Linked DNA regions of Mus musculus: region 2 is linked to region 1. The links are chromatin loops, found by intact Hi-C in ENCODE. Cell type or tissue: left cerebral cortex. All regions are shown on one strand. Each heading gives the region's core, and the rest is flanking DNA. Links, peaks and the distances in the headings are about the cores only. Region 1 overlaps Zhx2 (zinc fingers and homeoboxes 2). Region 2 overlaps Zhx2 (zinc fingers and homeoboxes 2).

Region 1 (8,833 bases), core at 520-8,519:
TCTTCTCTTGGAAACAGAGAATAGTAACTCTCACCTGCCTGAAATAGCACTTCCTAAGGGTCACTCACTCACTGCCTGGTCTCCTTGGGGAAGGGGAGGGCTCTTCTCCCAGATAGGTCATTCTATGGGTAGGGATGAGAGATCTGAATTCTTTGAATCAGAATCAATTAGACACTGGGACTCTATGCAGAAGCTTGTGTCCGTCCGTCCGTTTCACACACACACACACACACACACACACACACACACACACACACACACGAGGGGAATGGTCCAAGACCTGGGGATTTTAACATAACAGAGAAGGGGATGCTCGTCTCTGGCCTGAGCTCATCACTCCCCACTGCAGCAGACTGCTCTTCCCAAGCCACTCTTACTAAGCATGGCCTGCCTGGCCCTTCCTTTTACTCCGCCCACAGATAGTGTGGTAGAAAGGAATGCAGTTTCCAGAAGCCAATGGAAATGGCTTGAATCCACTCTCCCCGTCACCAGCTCTTTAGCGGAGGCAGCTAACTGTGGCTTCCCTAGCTCATTTCCTCACCCGGCAATGGTCAGAGACTTCCTCCCATGGCTGAGAGAATAATAAAGCCTGTCGTACAGCCCGCACGTCGCCTATGGCTCTTGTTAAAATGCAACCTCCGAATCCACAGCCCGGAGCCTGCCTTCCCAGCTAGGCTCTCTCTCTTGAGGTGTGAGTTTGTGAGTTTGCACTTTGCTATTCAAAGGAACACGTCTGCACAGCAAGAATCCTGCTCAGGTGTGTCAAGAGCAAGTGTGGGGAGCGTGGTAAAGACTCAATAAACACTAACTCCAGCCCTGATGATTCTCTTTACGGGGTCAAAAGGTTTCCCCCGTGAGAACACAGAAAGTTCACTTGGGAGTTCATAAGGAAACAAGAAGAAAAAAAAAAGACAGGGTTTGAGGATCATGGCCATGGGGAGCAAGGGAAGGGAGTCCCACAAGCCGTAAGCAGCCCCATGTGTCCTTACAAGGTACCCCCACTGACTGCCTGCAGAGCTCTAGGGCCTAGACCTCAGCTCACCATGCTATGGCACAGAAGCAGAGGCCCCGCGTTCGCGCACACACACACACACACACACACACACACACACACACGCCCTGTTCTGCCAGCTACAGCTCTCCAGAGGAATTTTCAAAGCACACAGGGTGTGTTTGGCAGGAGTCTCTCCACAGGCCTTGGGGCCTTTTGCTTTAAGGACTGCATTATCTTTTCTGCTTGAAGCCTGGACACTGAGCGTCCCCCTTTGCTGGTACCCTAAAGAAACCCTGCACAACCTGCTGCTGGTGAGAGGCAAGGATGCTCTGAGGAGACACTGAGTGAGGTTAGACAAGCCCAAACCCCTTTCCACACCCAAGCCATCTGCCTTTGCTTTCACACGCCTAAAAATTCTTTTTTGCTACAAACTGCTGACTCATCCAGAGTTGGGGTCCCCTCCCCCCACTTTTTTTGTTCCTCTTCTTTCTCTGGCTCAGAATTGCCACAAAGCCTGGAGATTGTGAAGTTGCTTTGATGAGTGCCTGGGTCCTTACAGGGGTTTATTTTCCCCTTCCCACCTCCATCCTAGTTTCCCAAGGGCTTGGTCCTGCTTGGATACAGAGCTGGATACCTGGTTTGTTCTGCCCTGCTTCTCACACAGTCTCTTCTTCTTTGCAGGTCTCCATGCACTGGCTGCTCTGGGAATCTGGCTGCAAGATCCCCAGGATGTAAGGAACTCACAGCAGACACTGGTAAGTGGTACAGCAGTGGGCTGTGCTTGCACCTGGCCCAGGTTGATGTCGGGGAAAGGATAGGAGCTGCATGGGAAAGCCAACCTGGCAACTCTGTTTCCATCCACCCAGCACCTGGACACAGCACAGAGCCAAGCTTCCAGGTGTAAACCTCCCAGAATGGCTTCCTGCCAGGGCTTCCCTAGACGCCATGAGCCTGCAGGTGGCTGGCTCTCCCCTCTCTGCACAGATGACAGCAACTCAGACTTCCAGGCCAGGGACATATTTTTAGAGTTATGTTCAAAATGAGGGGAAAAAGTCTTAGAACACAGTGTGTAGTGCCTGGCTTAGCCAGTAGGCAAAGCCACCCTAAAGTACTAGCCCTGATAAGAGCTGGGGGGCAGAGGGGGGTGGGGGCGGGGATTGTTGATGACTTGGACTAAGCAAAACTCCCTGACAAGAGATATGCACAAATGCAGTGAAAAAGTTGGGTCACTAGGGAGTTCCCTGTCAGTGACAGAATTCAAGGAGAGGCTGGACAAATGTCATGAAAAATACTGAAGTGGGAAGCTTTGATAAAGCAGTGTTTTCCCCTCTTCTGTGATAATCTAGAACCTTTGAGGGGTGGGATGTATAGGAAGAGGATGGAGGCTGAGGAGAAGACCGGTGGCCACTGCAGAGTCTACTGAGTAAGGAAACCTTGCGTCTTTCCTGTGCCCCAGTGCCACCAGCTGATGCCGGACAGCTCACACGCACATCTGTAATCCTAAATACCTGGTGTACATGATAGATGAAGAGTATGCAAAGAGTATGATGGGAGGTTTTTCTGGGGAGTGGCTTAGCAGTGGCCCCTCCCACAGCAGGGCTACCCAAAGAACGTTCTGCTAGTCACACCATCAGAAGATTTGGTCTAATAGGCTGACTGCTCAGAGTGGAAGAAAAGGCCTAGGGAGCCTGTATAAAAAAGGGGGTGGGGATGGGGTGTCACCCTTCTGCCCAATTCACAGGAGGAATAAGGGAATACATGGGTAAGACCCAAGTAGGTGGATGCCAGAGAATATGAAATGGACTTTACCCAGAAGTTTGGAATCCTTGGCAGGGACAAGACTTATCCCACACATTCGGATGACCAAACCCCTACCTGCCAGACAGGAGAAGAGCTGGACTCCAGACCTAAATGAGGGCATTAGGCAGGAGTGAGTCCAAGATCAGACTTAGCACAAGTGACTGGTCTCTGTGTCCTCAGGGTAGTGATGCCACTGTTTGAGGACAGAAGGGGAGAGGAAAGAAAGGGAACGCAGAGGAAGTGGGCTGGATGGTGACTCTGCGACATGAACCATGACATCCTTAAAGCTGAGCTGTGAGGATAACTGTGTCCTTGCACGCACAGGCCCTGGCACATAATAGGTGCTGAGCCGATGGTGGTGAGATAAAGTGGGGAAGGGGAATGCAAGGAGAGAATATTTGTGCAGAAGGACAGGGGTCCTAGAGTACACCACCACGTTCAAGTCCTGGCTCTCCACTGGCTTTGTGGCCTTGGGCAAGTTGCTGGCCTCTCTGTGCTTCAGTCTCCTCATCTGAGAAATGGGGACAGGGTCATAAGGATTCCATGATTAGTATAAAACTGTGCCAGGACACAGCAAGGACTTCATCATGATCACCCCTTCATCCAGAGTGTCATGGGGGTCAGAGGTAAAGCTGGGGCTGTAGTCAGAGGCTCTGCTGTAGCTACATGGTGGAACCAGGATGAAGTTACTCGCTCTGAGGTCGTTCTCCAATCTGGAGATGCTGTGTATGGTCTACTGGGTGTGCATCTTTCCTGCTGTCTCTTTCCTGTTTCTGACCCTGCTCCGAAGTCAGTTACCAGCTGCTGGCCCCAGGGAACATGGTGTGGCTCAATGTCCAGTTCCTGCCTCCTCCCTCTTGCCATCTAAGAGTCTTGATTGGGTTCATTTTCTCTGCCAGTTAAAGAATTAAGAGGCAAGGAAAAAGATCTTGGGTGCATCAGATAGCAGCAGAGAAAAGACACAACAGACAGAAGTCAGCCAGTAAAGGCATTAATGGGGCAGGGGCATGAAGAGAAAAAGACTCTGCAGAGGGGGCACTCAGAAGCCTCATCCTTGAGGTATGGGGATATTCTAAATCTTTGAGGGGATCTCTCCCCCCCCCCCTCTCTCTCTCCTTTCTCTCTCTCCCTTCAACCCACTTTTTCAGGTAAAGGAAGGGAAGCATTATGTCTCCTTTCGCTTTGTCTCCATTTTTTCTGTATTTCTTCCTAAGGCGGTACAGCAGGGACCAGCCATGTCTCTGCTGTATATGTGGAATGTGAGCTAAAAATGTTTGCCTGTGTTTATAACTGCAAAACAAAAACCCCAAACTTGACTCTTCTATGGAAACTGTGTATTGCTCCATTTTCAGTTGCTATAACAAAAAAAAAAAAATCTGAGTCTGGATAATATATAAAGATAAGAGGCTTGTTTGGTGGATGTTAGAAGCATGTGTGGAAGAGACATATGACAAGACAGAAAGCCAGAGACAAGAGATTCAGGCTTGTTTTCATTATGTTGCCTTAGTCTCCCTAGCACTAATAAAGGCCCTGAGAGAACTACTTTAATCTCCTCCAGGGGTGGCACTCCCAATGACCTAATCACCTTCATTAAGCCACGCCTCTTAAAAGCCCTGCACAATCCTGGAACCCAGCCTTCTAGGTCATGACAATTTGATGGATCCCCTCGTACACCAGACAGTGGTGTACGACCACCATCTGGCCCCTTCCATGGAGAACATACAGACTTCAGAAAACACTTGGGCAGCGGACAGGACCCACTGGGCTCTTTCAAATGTGAGTGCACCTTGAAATAGTCCTTCAGTGGTATCATTGACAACCTCTGTAGCCAGAGCTGCGGTGCCCGTAGCAATAACAGGCCAGTGGAAAATTGGGTGGTTGGGATTTGAGGCTATTATTTGTCATCTCTCACCTGTCCTCAGACACAAAGCCAACACAGCTGTGGTCGGCTGACAAAGGTGGAAGGACAGGTTTGGGAGAGTGAGTCACTCCTCACAGTACAGGGAGCTAGCTAGGATTTGACCCAGGCAGCCTGCTTCTAAGCTTCTTTACTTTGCCTCTCTGTTGCTGCCACTTGTTCTCCCTGTGAGCAAAAGAAACAGTGCCCCCACCCCCTGATTTGCTGTCCTGGCTCTTTTCCCCCAACTTTCTGGCAAAACTCCTCCCCACGATAAAAGGGCAAATGAAAAGCAGAAGATCTGTCAGAAACAGCTCTAACACAAACAGCTAGAATTTGTTTTCCAGAATTCCTTCATTTGTCCATCCAGCCATCCATCCATCCACCCATCCAACAAGCACAACTCAGCTCCAGGACCTCATGACAGCCTTCATCTTTGGCACCAGCAGCTTGCAAAAGTTCCTGGATCCTCCAGAGTCATTGTCACCAGATAGCTCAAAGGAAGGCTCACTTCGTAGTGCAAAGCACTTGATTAATATGCTGCAATTTGGGCAGCGCTAGGCTGTTCTGGCACCCCCACCCAACTCTGTTGCCATGACGACATTATTTTAACAAACAGCTCTTTAATATTTAATGAAAATTATACTCTGACAGGCGGGCAGAACAACCGCACCACAGAGGGCTTAGAAGGGTCCATGAGGACAACTTTGCACAAAGCCATCCGTCCCCTGATCCCTGTAAGCTGTTTGTCACCAGAAAATGCAGGTGCTCTGGGGCCAGGAGTCACTGTGATGCCAGACATGGGTCATGCATAGCAATTGAAGCTTGTCACATTTTTAAATGCAGGATGTCACAACGGTTTCATGAGGACAGGGTAGCGTGATAGCATTATTAAATACTGCTTTCTACACCGAGCTGCCGAACCCACCCCCACCCCCCACCCCCCAGCTCATCTGGGGATGCTGAGAGCCTTGTCTGCTTCCTGGGCCTTGAGTCAGGCTGAATTGTAAGACAGCATGTGAAGAGAGAGCCCAGAGTGTGCATGCCAGGCCGAGAATCAGCCTGTGCCTCCTCGTCAAAGCGCCATCTGTCCAAGGCAGCTGATTCAGTAGCAGAAGGTGCAGAGATTAGGCGATCCAGACCCCTGCCTCAAAGGGGTGTGTCAAGACGGAAAAGACCATCACTACGCTCTGGCCTCCTCCATCATTGAGTTAGTCTGTACACCAGGCACTGTAGTAAGCTTTTGAAGGCAAAAGTCATTACCCTCTAGATCTGCAATGAGAAAAATGGATGGATAACTAAAGCGGAGAGAACAATACGGTGGTCTCTCAGTTTTCTCATCCATAAATTGGGAATATAGCACTATCTTCACAGATAGCTGCCATGGGGTTCAAAACACAATAAATACATGAGAAGACCTAGGGAAAAGTATTTAAAACAGTGAGACATGCCAAGTATGACATAGATGCTAGGTAGGACTTCTTTGTCCATAGTACCACGTTTATCATTATAGGAGCTAGCATGTACCAAATGCTTACTCTTCTGCATCTCTGAGGCTGATTTGGAGCTGTACGATCTCATTGAAATTTCACAGATAAGTCTGTGAGACTATATAATCCTCACCATCCTCACTTTGCAAGGGAGGACATCGAGGTGCCATGGAGTTCCAGGATCTCTAGATGAAGTCTTGAAAATCCCCTAGGTAAACGGCCACGGCTACCACAGAAGCCAGGAATGTCCACTGACAGCATGGGACTGAAGCAGGGAAGAGCCTCTGGTGCGGAGGAAGGAGCCTGCAGCAGCAGACATGAGCTGTATCCGAGGGAGGGAGCGTGGTCTGGCTCCACAGTTGAAGAAGTAGATTCTTGGCACCAGCAGAAAGCTTGTCTTAAACAAATATAACCTGTTTATTTAGACTGTATATAAGACTTTTATTAAAATAAATAGATTGGGAGAAGAAAGGGAAAACAGAAGGGAAGGTATAAGACTTACAGTTTTCTGTTCCTCCTACTAGGATTTCACTGAGTATCTGTATGGCGAGCATAGGTGCGCGAGTGCATGTGTGTGTGTGTGTGTGTGTGTGTGTGTGTGTGTGTGTGTGTGTGTGTTAAATAACAGCCCCTGCCTGTTGTATCCCAGAGCAAAGAAACAAGCAGAGAAAGGGAAGTTCAAATTGTGCACCAAAATACAGGCAAAGTCATTAAGGAATAGCATGCCCCAATTTTTAAAACCCCTTCTCTGGCTATTTTGGTTATTTATTACCATGGTAGTGCTTTGTATCAAACAACCCCATAAGCCTATGGAGGACAGTAGGACATATTTAGTCAGCTCCCAGGTCTGAAGGGTGAAATCAATGGCCTCTCATTCCATGAGATGGCTAACATATTTGATGTCAGTTTAGGGGGAACATGGACTGTGTGCTGCTTGACATGAGGTAACCTCAACTAGGATGACAAACGCCAAAGCTGGATAAGTCATTCACCCTGTAGAGGCTTACCATGGCATGACCTCATGGGAGCGACAGTAGAGTCTACAAAGAGAAAATAACAGGACATATAGAAGCCTTAGTTATCACTAATATCCACCCTCCCAAAGCCAGTCACAACGCAGAGCCACCGTGAGAGAGCTCCACTGAGCTGTGCCACAGAGCATGGGGGTGAGGAGGCATCATGACTGAGCTATCACCCAAGCATGGTCACTGGACTTTCAGAGGGAAGAGCCCAAGGTTCAGGACAGTATGTGGCTTCCAGAGGTCCCACTGTGGTAGGGCTGGAATGTGGACACAAGCTGACTGGCTGGTCCAAAACTGGCATATTTTCCAACTTCTGCTCAGTAGGAAGATGCTCAGAAGAGGAACTAGAATAGAGTTGCTGTTGTCTTTCTGAAGCTAGAGACCCAGTTGCCCCTAAAGGAGGACAGGGCTTGTGGAATCCGTGCCATAGAAACCACATCACAGCCCCGGGAGTACGCAAACCCATTGCTGCCTGCTGCCTGCTCTTCCGACTGTGGGAATTCAAGCTAGGAGGTCCTGTGTGCCTCCAAGAAGCAACCAAGACGGGACATTCCAGTGCACAATTTGAGCTCTATGAACCTGAGTGACTCCGGATGGTAGTTCATCTCCATTGTCAACTTGTAAAATCACCCAAGAGACATAACACAGGTCATGTCTGGAGCAATTCTACTAAAAGGGAAAGACCCACCCTGGGTGTGGACAGCACCATGCCTCCATGGGCTAGAGTCCCAGACTGAAGAAAAGGGAAAAGGCGAGTGGTTCACCTTCGTTCCTGCCCTTCTACTTGTAGTTGGAAAGCAGACCCAGCCAAGAGGGTATCACATTCGTGCTGCATGCCGCCCACCATGATGGACACTATCCCCTTGAACATCCACTCAAACTCTGAGCAAAACTCAACCCTTCCTTCTGTGTGTTGCTTCTTGCCAAGAATTGGGTCAGCACGAGTTAAGTCACTGACATACTCAGAGAGCTGCAGCATCCTCTCTCTTAGTCACAACACTTGATGTTGACACCCAGTGGCCAACTTGAGCTAGGTCTTCCGATGCAGGTGTGACATTGCTGACAGGACATTTCTGCCACATGGGCCTGGATAACAAGAATAAAAGGAGCCAGGCTGAAGTGATCAGCCTCCACTGTTGGCACAGCAGACCTGTCCATGAAGCCCTTTAAGCACGTTGACAATGTGGCCTTTTCTCTTACGGGGAAGAGCATGGCAGAAATGAATTTCTAAATTGTACGGAGAGGGAAACTGAGTAAGTTAGGTTCTGGTAACCTGTTCCTAGAGGAGGTAAAAGTGAAGACGGACACAAACTAATCAGAGTTGAGCATCCTTCTGTAGCAGTAACTATCCATGCCACCTGCGCAACTCAGTCACTTCTCTGTGCCCATTTGCCCCTCCACAGAGCAGGCTGGCATCTCAGAGCACTCAGTGAGTTAATGCATATCAAGCACTCACAGCATCACACGGGTAAACTCAGGAAACCGCACCCGCCTGGCATTGCTGCTGAACATTAAGACACAAATGGAAATGAAACACATTGACAAATACCATCCGTGGCATGGGGTAGAGCCATCCAAGGTGTGCCGTGTGACAAGAAGATGAGGAGTCCTTTGGGATGAGTCACCTGGC
Region 2 (8,833 bases), core at 211-8,210, 77 kb after region 1:
GTTCCCACCCTGCAGGAGGCCTGCGAAGAAGCCTTCCACCCCTAGAAGATGGCAGTCCTCTTTCTGACATCTCTTTGCTTTGTGTCATCCCTCTAGGGCATCGGGTCTGAACCTCCGCACTGACGAGGGAGGTGCTCTGTCTTTGAAGAGAGAAGAAAGCCCCGCCCCAGTGGCTGTGGGCCACCTCACCAGCGACTCTGAGCAGGCGTGCTTCAGTGGTGCCTGGAGGCCACAGGAACTCCGGAGCTCTCAATGTCCCTCCCAGAGGCTGGGTGGGAGTTGTTCATAGTGCCAAAGTCCTACTACTGCGTTTTCAATGGGTCCCTGTGCGTAGCCTTTGCCTTCGCCCCAGCCCCGCCTCTTGCTATACTGGAACTGATTTATACAATGTGGGAATTTTGTTACCTTTTTAATCGAGGGCAACTTCCTTTTTCCAGCACTTCTGTGGTAAGGCGTTTGCATTTTGTTTTGTTTTGTTTTGTTTCACCCCCAGGAAGGAGGGCTAACCACATTGCTTTTCTTTTCTCTTTCTTCCTTTCACTTTAGTAACGAGGGGGAGGGAGCATTAGCATAAGTACCACTGTATCTACTGGATTTTAGGTAGGACGGATTTCTTCTTTAAGGTAGTTTGACATGGGAGATGCCTTGGTGGGAAGGGCTGACGTCTGGCGCAAAGTGGGATGAGCTCACAAAGAGCCTTCCCCATCAAACCCTTCCCAGTTCCCCAGCTGCCTTTTGGGGACCCTGCCTCAGCTGGCTTCTCAACTGCCTTGGATAATTGGGGAACAGGTGGTTGCCCTCTTTACAAATCGTTTTGAAATACCAGCAGAAAGGGCTCCCACAACACTTGATGTCACCATCACTCTTGGGAAATTAAGAGAGTGGTCTTCCCGGCCTAGGTGTAGTACCGAGGTAAACATCCCTGCTTTTCTTTTCTCTTCTCACCACCTTTTCTTGGTGTGGCTTTTGGCAAGATTTCAGCTCAAAGCCTCACTAATGGATTGATTTGTTGTTGTTGTTGTTCCTGTGTCTGTGTGTGTGTGCGCGCGTGCGTGCGTGTGTTGGGCCAATTTTAGATACCTGAGTGCACTTTTTTTTTTTTTTTAGTTAGTCCTAGCTTTTAAAGAAAGAAAGCCAAGAGATCTAGTTGGTGTAAATGTGGAGACAGGGATTCTGTTCGCTGTCCTTGTCCCCTCCCCCACCCCGCAGACCCCCGACCCCACTGGAGTACACTGCACAAATTAAATGCTAGGGAGTTTGAATAAAAGCAGTTTTTCTAACTTGTTGCTCATCTGTTGTAACTCAATAAAGCAAAGACTAAACGTTTTTCTAACCTTCCCTCTGCTCCCTGTTCTTTATTGTCGCCTGGCTCCTAAGGCCTCAGCCTGTAGTCCTGACGTGGCCGCCTCTCACTGCCAATTCATTATGGCCATATATTTTTAAGGTTTTTTTTTTAAGTGTATGAGTGTGTATGCACACGCACATGCGCAAACTCACAGACATGCATAAACTGGTTTTTTATTATTATTATCCCTTTTGTTCATATTCCCGTGACCAAAATTCAAAGTCATGGTAACACCTGGCTATAAGAAAAGCTGGCCAAGTAGCCAAGAGTGAGAAGGAGAAGCCCTATCCTAAGAAGAAAGGGGAGTGGATACCATGGTCAGACAATCAACCACAAGGAGATTCAGACCTCAGGTCCATCTCCCTTCCTAGTTAGATGAGCTACCACCAGCTACTTTGCATTGCATCTGGTTTAGTCTGAGAATCATGACCAATGTCATCCTGAACTTAGAACAGAGTCCAAGACTCTCCAATGTCAAAGTCGACTCTTACCCATGATGTCGAATGTCTCTAGTGTCTAGATCAGTCTCTGTCACATACACCCTTGTGGTTGCTATCTTTACTGAGGCTTCTCGCCACAAGACAGCCATGCCTGTGGCTTGGTAAATGGAGTGGAGATAAATAATTCTGGAGTTGACCTCAGGGAACAGTGCCTGCTTCGTTGCACAGGGGCAACCACTTACATAGTGGAAGCCTATGTACTTTGATTGGTTAGCAAAGAACCTTAGATTGGACAATGAGCGTGCACACCACCAGAGCCTCTAAGTGGAGGAATCACATAAAAACACGTAGAGCGCAGACTCATCCAAAGGCAATTACTGGCTAGTCACCCTACTTCAGAATCCAGTGTTCTGACTTTAGGACCTCGGTGTGCCATACTTATTTAGAAGCACGGTGTGCCATGTAGCCTGGCTGCCTGCAGATCACGCCTGCAGAATGTCTCCTACATGTGGTGCCAAGTCACGAGCGGTGAGGCCAACGGCTTAGGGGTCTGGTTAGAGAGAAGGCTCTTGAGAAAGGAAACCAAAAGGTGCATTAAGAGTCAGACCTAAGCAGGGTTCCTGAGTGTCCGCCCAGCCAGAGAAGAGGACAGGCAGCCTAAAACGGAGGCTATAGGCTCATGTCCAGACACAAGGAAGGGAATAGGTGAGCTTCCACCTTCTACCACACCTTCTACCACGAGTGAAGCTAGCCTCTGCACATCTTGCTTCCTCCTGAGTTCCAGGAGTGTAAAGAAATGAAGGTGAGGTGGTTAAGGGATTGAAGCCAATCCCACCCCCACCCCCACCCCCACCCCCACCCCCACCCCACCCCCACCTCCCGTTACTGTCTGAGTTGCCTTTCTATTGCTGTGATGAAACACCATGACTAAAGCACCTTATAACAGAATTCAAGAGAGGGGTGAGGGAGGGAGAAAACAAGAACTGGGAGGAGGAGGGAGAGAGAGGGAGGGAGGGAGGGGGCAGGGAGGCAGGGAGACAGAGAAAGAGAGAGGGAGGGAGGGAGGGAGGGAGGGAGGGAGGGAGGGAGGGAGGGAGAGGGAGAGGCTGGCATAGCTGGCTAGTTCTGGTCCCTGCACTGCCTTTTCTCTGTGTCACCAGCACCTGGCCCCTCTTCACTCCCATGCTGTCTTGTCCTTCCCATTAATGAATGTCTCCAGCACATCTCCACAGGTGGCTGCACTTCCCTCCTGCTATTTACCACCCTTGCAGTTAGGCTTGCCTCTCAGAAGCCATTTAAAGGAATCCTTCAAGCAAGTCCGTGGGAGCCACCATCAAATGCCTAATGTCTGTAGCAACCTGGGGGAAAAGAGCCCTGATAATAAGTCAGGGATGAAAAGCACGGGGAAGATGGCTCTGTCCTTTTAACCACCAACAAAATGTATCAAGCTGAGCTTCTCCAGAATGGCGGGCCCGGGAGAGAGACTGTGTGGGACAGGCAAGGGTCCTGAGGAGGTGGGAAAGAGCAGCAGGCAGAGCCTGCCAGCAGCTGCTTCTATCTATTGTGGCTCCTTTGCACTCCTAGCACTTCTTTCCAGGGATTTTCTCTTCTGTGCTAGGTCTTCTGTTGAGGGTGGGGGCAGTCCGTCATGGGGATTCACTTCCCCCACCGGGAAACAGCCGTCACACTCTAGTGTGCCTACACAGATACAAGGCCACACACAAAACCCAGGCTGGACCAGTCAGGTTCTAGGAGAAAGTCTGCTTCTTCCAGGGTAGATGGTGAGTGTGGTAGTATTTGCCAGGAGCTTTGCCAGCTTCTGTGACTTTTTATAGGACACATGAATAAATTATCTACGCACCCTGAGCTAGGGCACCAACAACAGGACCAAATAAATGGTCCCTCCAATTTTAGCGTGATGAGCCAGTAAGTTTTACAGAGACTTCTTACAAGAGTGCCGGTAACTCGGGCATATATATCACCTAGCATCTATCACCTATCACCTAGCCTGGGTGATGACTCACAAGAGCTGAGTCATTGCAGCTCTCTGTGCAACTTGCTGAGGGCCTCTGCTTAATGGTATTCAACCTCAAGAGGAGCCTTACCTCCTGAGCCTTGTAAGTTTCCTGAGACTCATAAGCATTTTTCCTCACTCTTTCCCTTGTCCTCCCCCTCCTCCCTCCCTCTTTGCTCTAGGAGAGAACATATCAAGCCAGAGGAGACAGCCATACAACAAGCCTCCCAAAGTTAGAGGTCTTGCCAGGATAGGAAGCCAATGTATAAATGAAAAGTCTATGTGGCACAAAAAGTCAAGAAGGGAGTGGCATCCAGAAGGGATGCAGGTGATGCTAAATGGTGGCAGTGACATCATTTGAGTCCCTAAAGTCCAAAGTTCTTAACAACATCCATCTCCCTGTTCTTCCATTTACATTAATGTAACATATTTCCCCATTTGGCATGAGCTAAACAAAGTTGTGGGTTGGGTTTCGGTTGCTAAACCAGGTGACAAGAGAAAAAGCAAGGAGGATAAAATGCATGTAAAGAGACATACGGGGCTAGTGGGTGGCTACAGAGCTGGGTGGTGCAGCGCTACATTGTCCACATTCAAATGTGCTCCCCAGATCTCCAGCAGCAGCAACTGCACAGGGTGCCCAGGTCATCGGCATGGTCATTAAAGGTGAAGAGGCCACACTGAAGACATTGGATAGCTCCTCCCCACGTATGGGTGAGTGGTAAACCCAATCACGTACCACCCTGTCGTCAGCATGTAGACCAGTGGCCAGGAGAGAGAAGCAGAAGGGAGCAAAGGAGATCGGGTGTGGTCCAGCAGGCATGTGCACACTTCTCTATCTAGCACACTTGCGCTGCCACAGCCCCCTGGTAATGACAGCTCTCAGTGGCCTGACAATACAATCTGGAGCCAGGAGTGTTAGATCCCCATGTAAAACACCTCACAGTGCCTCCCCCTTATGAACCGTGGCTCTAGTAATGTGGGAGGGGTCAGTACACATGACTAAGCACTTGAGCACTTTCCAGAAGGCCTTAGAATCAGATATCCCACAGCGTGGAAGAGGACTCTGGTTCCTCTCAACTTTGAAGGAATTAAACTCTTATGGGGAGAATAAGGTTTCCCTCCATCATTCTAAAACCTTCTCCATAGCAAGCACCTCAAGGATTAGACTTTGTTTGGATCCTTGCAGGTGAGGTAGAGCTTACACTGCGTAACCTGGGGGCACTTATTCAAGCTACAATTACAATGGTGTAGGTAGGGTTTGGGAAAACAGCTAAGGATGGAGGAAACGAGCTTGTCTAGAAAAAGCAAAGGACCAGTAGTGGACAGAAGTACAGAGTAGGCTACCTGAAAGGAGATACAATGTAAGCCACATTGGCTACCTGAAAGGAGATACAATGTAAGCCACGGTGGCTACCTGAAAGGAGATACAATGTAAGCCACGGTGGCTACCTGAAAGGAGATACAATGTAAGCCAGGGTGGCTACCTGAAAGGAGGAACAATGTAAGCCATGGTGGCTACCTGAAAGGAGATACAATGTAAGCCACGGTGGCTACCTGAAAGGAGATACAATGTAAGCCACGGTGACCCAGCAGGGATAAAGGCAAGGGAATAACCATTCTCAGATCACCCTCTGTTCTGCTGCTGCCTCAAAACAGCCACTGCCAAGTCCAAGTCCCAGCACAAAAGCCTCTGTTGATCAGATCCTTCCGATGCTCCAGGAAACAGGTCAGTCCATGGAATGGACTCAAGGTGGCAAATACACACCAACCTTGCCATTCTGCCACATTCCACCTTTAACAACGAACAATGATTCATCAACTTGACCTTTACCTGTCAGCTTCATAATAATTAAGGTAGTGCTCCATCATGGTTCTGACTTCACAGTGTGAGATGAAACACATGTGGGCGCCACTGGTTGCCTGGCTAACAGCTAATTCCTCTTTCTTTGTTATTTTGTTTTGAATTTGTGTGTGTGTGTGTGTGTCTGTGTGTGTGTGTGTGTGTGTGTGTGTGTGTGTGTCTGTGTGTGTGTGTGTGTGTGTGTGTGTGTATGTGTAGGTGTGTAGGTGTGTGTTTGTGTTAGGGTTAGACATACTTGTTCATGGGCGTGCGCACATGTGCACGTGCACACGCACTCACGTGCTGCGCGCGCGCACACACACAGGTCAGTGATCGCCGTCACTTGTTCTTCTCTATCACTTTCTACTGTATGTTTTGAGACTGGAGCGTTCTATTTCAGCTGGACTGGCTGCCTAGCAGGCCCCCAGACCTTGCTTGTTTTTGCATTCCCACCCCACCCCTCTTCTTTGTAACCTCACAAACATACCTGTTTCTCAGTAGGTGAAGAACTTGACTTCCCATCCTCCCTTGCAGCTAAGGTGGCTACTAGGACACGAGCAGAAGAGCACTGTGTAGCGGTCATTCCCCTTCCTCTCCTCCTGCCCTGTACAAGCTAATGCCCATGAGATGGGGCAGATGCCTGCCTTCAAACTTCTTTATGTGTGAGAAATGTAAATCACTGTTTAACTAACCTTGCAATCAAATGCACTCACAGCCTGCACGAGACCTGACTACCGTCCCTGCAGGACCTAGAAATCTCTTCATTCCGATGTCTATCCATCCATCCCTGCACTAATGCCAAGGTGGGAGATGGAAACTCGGTCTGAGTTTGAAGGACTAGTCGGCTTCTGTTACGTGAATAGATTCAAAGGAAGACACAGGAGGCAGAGGTGAAAGGGATATTTAGAATTTTTAAGGAGTAAAAATCTAACAGGCAGCCAAGTGTAACCAAGGAAGAAGCCAACAAGTTTGAACAACCACTTTTGACAAGCAAGTTTCCCTACATCTTTGATGAGCAAGTCACCCTCGTCAAGCTAGACAACAGCACCGGGACCACAATGGCCCTGGGACAATTGCTCAGTGGGTGGCGTGTTTATATAGCAAGCAAAGCCCCAAGCTAGAACCCTAGCACCTCATGCAACTAGGTTGCACGTATGCCATCCTAAGACTTATCCCTGAGAGGCCAACAGAAGTTCACAGTCATTTGATGCTACATAGGAAATCTGAAGATAGCCTGGCTCCACAAGACCCTGTTTCCAAAGAAATCAGAAGTTATTGTTTCTTTAGAAAAGAACCTGAAAAACAAATGTGGTTTGGGATTTTCCACTCTAAGTGAAACAGCATATGGGAAATGGATGGAAAGGGGACATGGTATGTTTGCAGACTTTTGCCTTGGGATTGCTTCCCTTGGCTGAATTTATGCTACAAGCCCTAGAGCCCAGTAACTCAGTCCAAATCTGTTTCTTAGCTCCTTACACAGTCTGTGGCTGGGGCTGATAGATAAATGGTCCCTAGGCTGATACGTTTCCCTTTGAAATGCTCATACCTTCCATATTCCTTGCCTAAATTTCACCCATTCCTAAAAACCCAACCTAAACACCACTGGAACAAATAAAGGTATACATGGAAGGATGAAGAAACTGGATTTAAGGATGACACACATCCAAACTAGCTCTCGGGATGCCCTATTCTTTTGAAGTCATGGGCAATCACCAGCACCAACAATTAACTCTAATCATGTGAGCATTCATTGTCTTGCTTCTCCATCCCTTGTGAGGCTCCTGTAGGTTTTCATCTCCCCAATATTGCTGCTCCCCTTTATTAACACACCCACGCCCATTCAAAGCCTTCTGGAGCCCTGCTCTATCACATATAATGTTGGCATGGTACCTCACAGATCATGACCCTTCTGTCCATGGATGGTCATATGCTTCAGACCTAGCCAGTAACAGCACATCTCTCACCTCAATGAACAGTCCAAACTGGGTTAGTCATTGTTAGGGTTTATAGTCATTGAAGGAGGGACAGCTTCAGAGAACAGAGTGTGAAGAAACTAGGCAGTGAAGAGCACACACAAAAAGTATTTAAGATGTGTTGCCCTGGGCTAAACATGGAAGCCTGTCTAATGTGTCCTGGGAAGACAAGAAAAAATAAATCCCCTTTCAGTCCTGTTTTACTTGCTTAGCCTACGATGCCAGGATGGACCATGTGATTATTTTTCAACAGAGTTCCATGAACACGTTCCAGCAAATAAGAAATGAAGCTAAAAACTAACTGGAGCCTTACCCCTGGCTCCCCTGGCCCTAGCGCATGCCTTGTCACCCATTTTTTTACAGATCTATGTGTCTGCACATTTGCTTGTATTGCCTTCCACCTTGGAGGAACCCTTATGAGGCCTAGAAGAGATAGAAACATGACTAAGCATTGAAGAGAATGAGTTTGTCATAAGGGCTTGCTATGACAAAGCCCACCCACCTGCCCCAAGGAGTCAGAGGTTCCAGAATTCTGGCCCTGGATTTACCACTAATGGGGCTCATGAGCCTGAGAAAGTCGGTCATTCTTCCTCCTTTAGCCTCTGCCTCCTCTTTTGAAAACTAAGAGTTTAGACCTTTTAACTGCCAGTCCAAGTATGAGAATTGATGGTTCCAGGAGCCGGCGCTATCACCATGAAAAGGGGCCCCAGATTCCAAATTTCTACATCTACCCCAACCAAAGCTTTTGATGAAGTTTCATGGGACAGTAGAGAGCTGAGTGTACTTCTGGACAAGCTCCCCTGGAGGGCTCTGGAGAAGCATGTGACTGTAGTACCAGGAAGTGTTGGTAAACCCCCAAAGACAAACCAGGAGCTGATCTCATGCAATCACACAAGGGTCTTTATTCACAGCCTCGAATAAAGGCTTGGGCTTAACTCACCAAGGACCCACAGGATGGTTCTTTATAGTGGAGAAAAAACCCCAAACACTCATCGAGACAAAGTTTTATAGAAAACGGCAAGTGAGAGAGGTAAGTGTTTCTAGTCTGGCAAGCATCTAATTGGGGTGGGGGTGGGGGCTACTATGGCCTTTAGCAGAATTGGCTGGCGCTGGGAGCCAGACCATAAACTTAATTTCTGCTTTCCTCCTGATTGGTGGTTGTTAGGCTGGGGGTGCAGATCTGTTGGGGGAATAACCTGGAGACTGATGCTAGAAGCAAGT

The links. A loop is a pair of places that touch in the nucleus more often than their neighbours do. Peaks named below come from ENCODE experiments on the same cell type or tissue, not always from the same donor. Only the 100,000 strongest peaks of a DNase experiment are listed, where the experiment ranks them.
Region 2: a loop joins it to region 1, with 1.9 times the contacts of the local background. A loop is called at or near these places in 2 of 42 quality-filtered maps.

The regions. Positions count from the first base shown.
Region 1 is chr15:57,760,971-57,769,803 of GRCm38, forward strand. Zhx2 (zinc fingers and homeoboxes 2) reads left to right here. Exons shown (of 4, transcript NM_199449.2): 2 at 1,676-1,749. Among named protein-coding and RNA genes, the nearest start is that of Zhx2, 71 kb to the left of the region's middle. In left cerebral cortex, for the core only: a CTCF peak has its summit at 2,070; DNase peaks (open chromatin) are centred at 1,136, 1,424, 1,854, 5,341 and 3 more places; H3K27ac peaks cover 1,671 bases.
Region 2 is chr15:57,838,495-57,847,327 of GRCm38, forward strand. Zhx2 (zinc fingers and homeoboxes 2) reads left to right here. Exons shown (of 4, transcript NM_199449.2): 4 at 97-1,338. Among named protein-coding and RNA genes, the nearest start is that of Derl1, 50 kb to the right of the region's middle. In left cerebral cortex, for the core only: no CTCF peak of the experiment used is centred there; DNase peaks (open chromatin) are centred at 3,594 and 3,757; H3K27ac peaks cover 412 bases.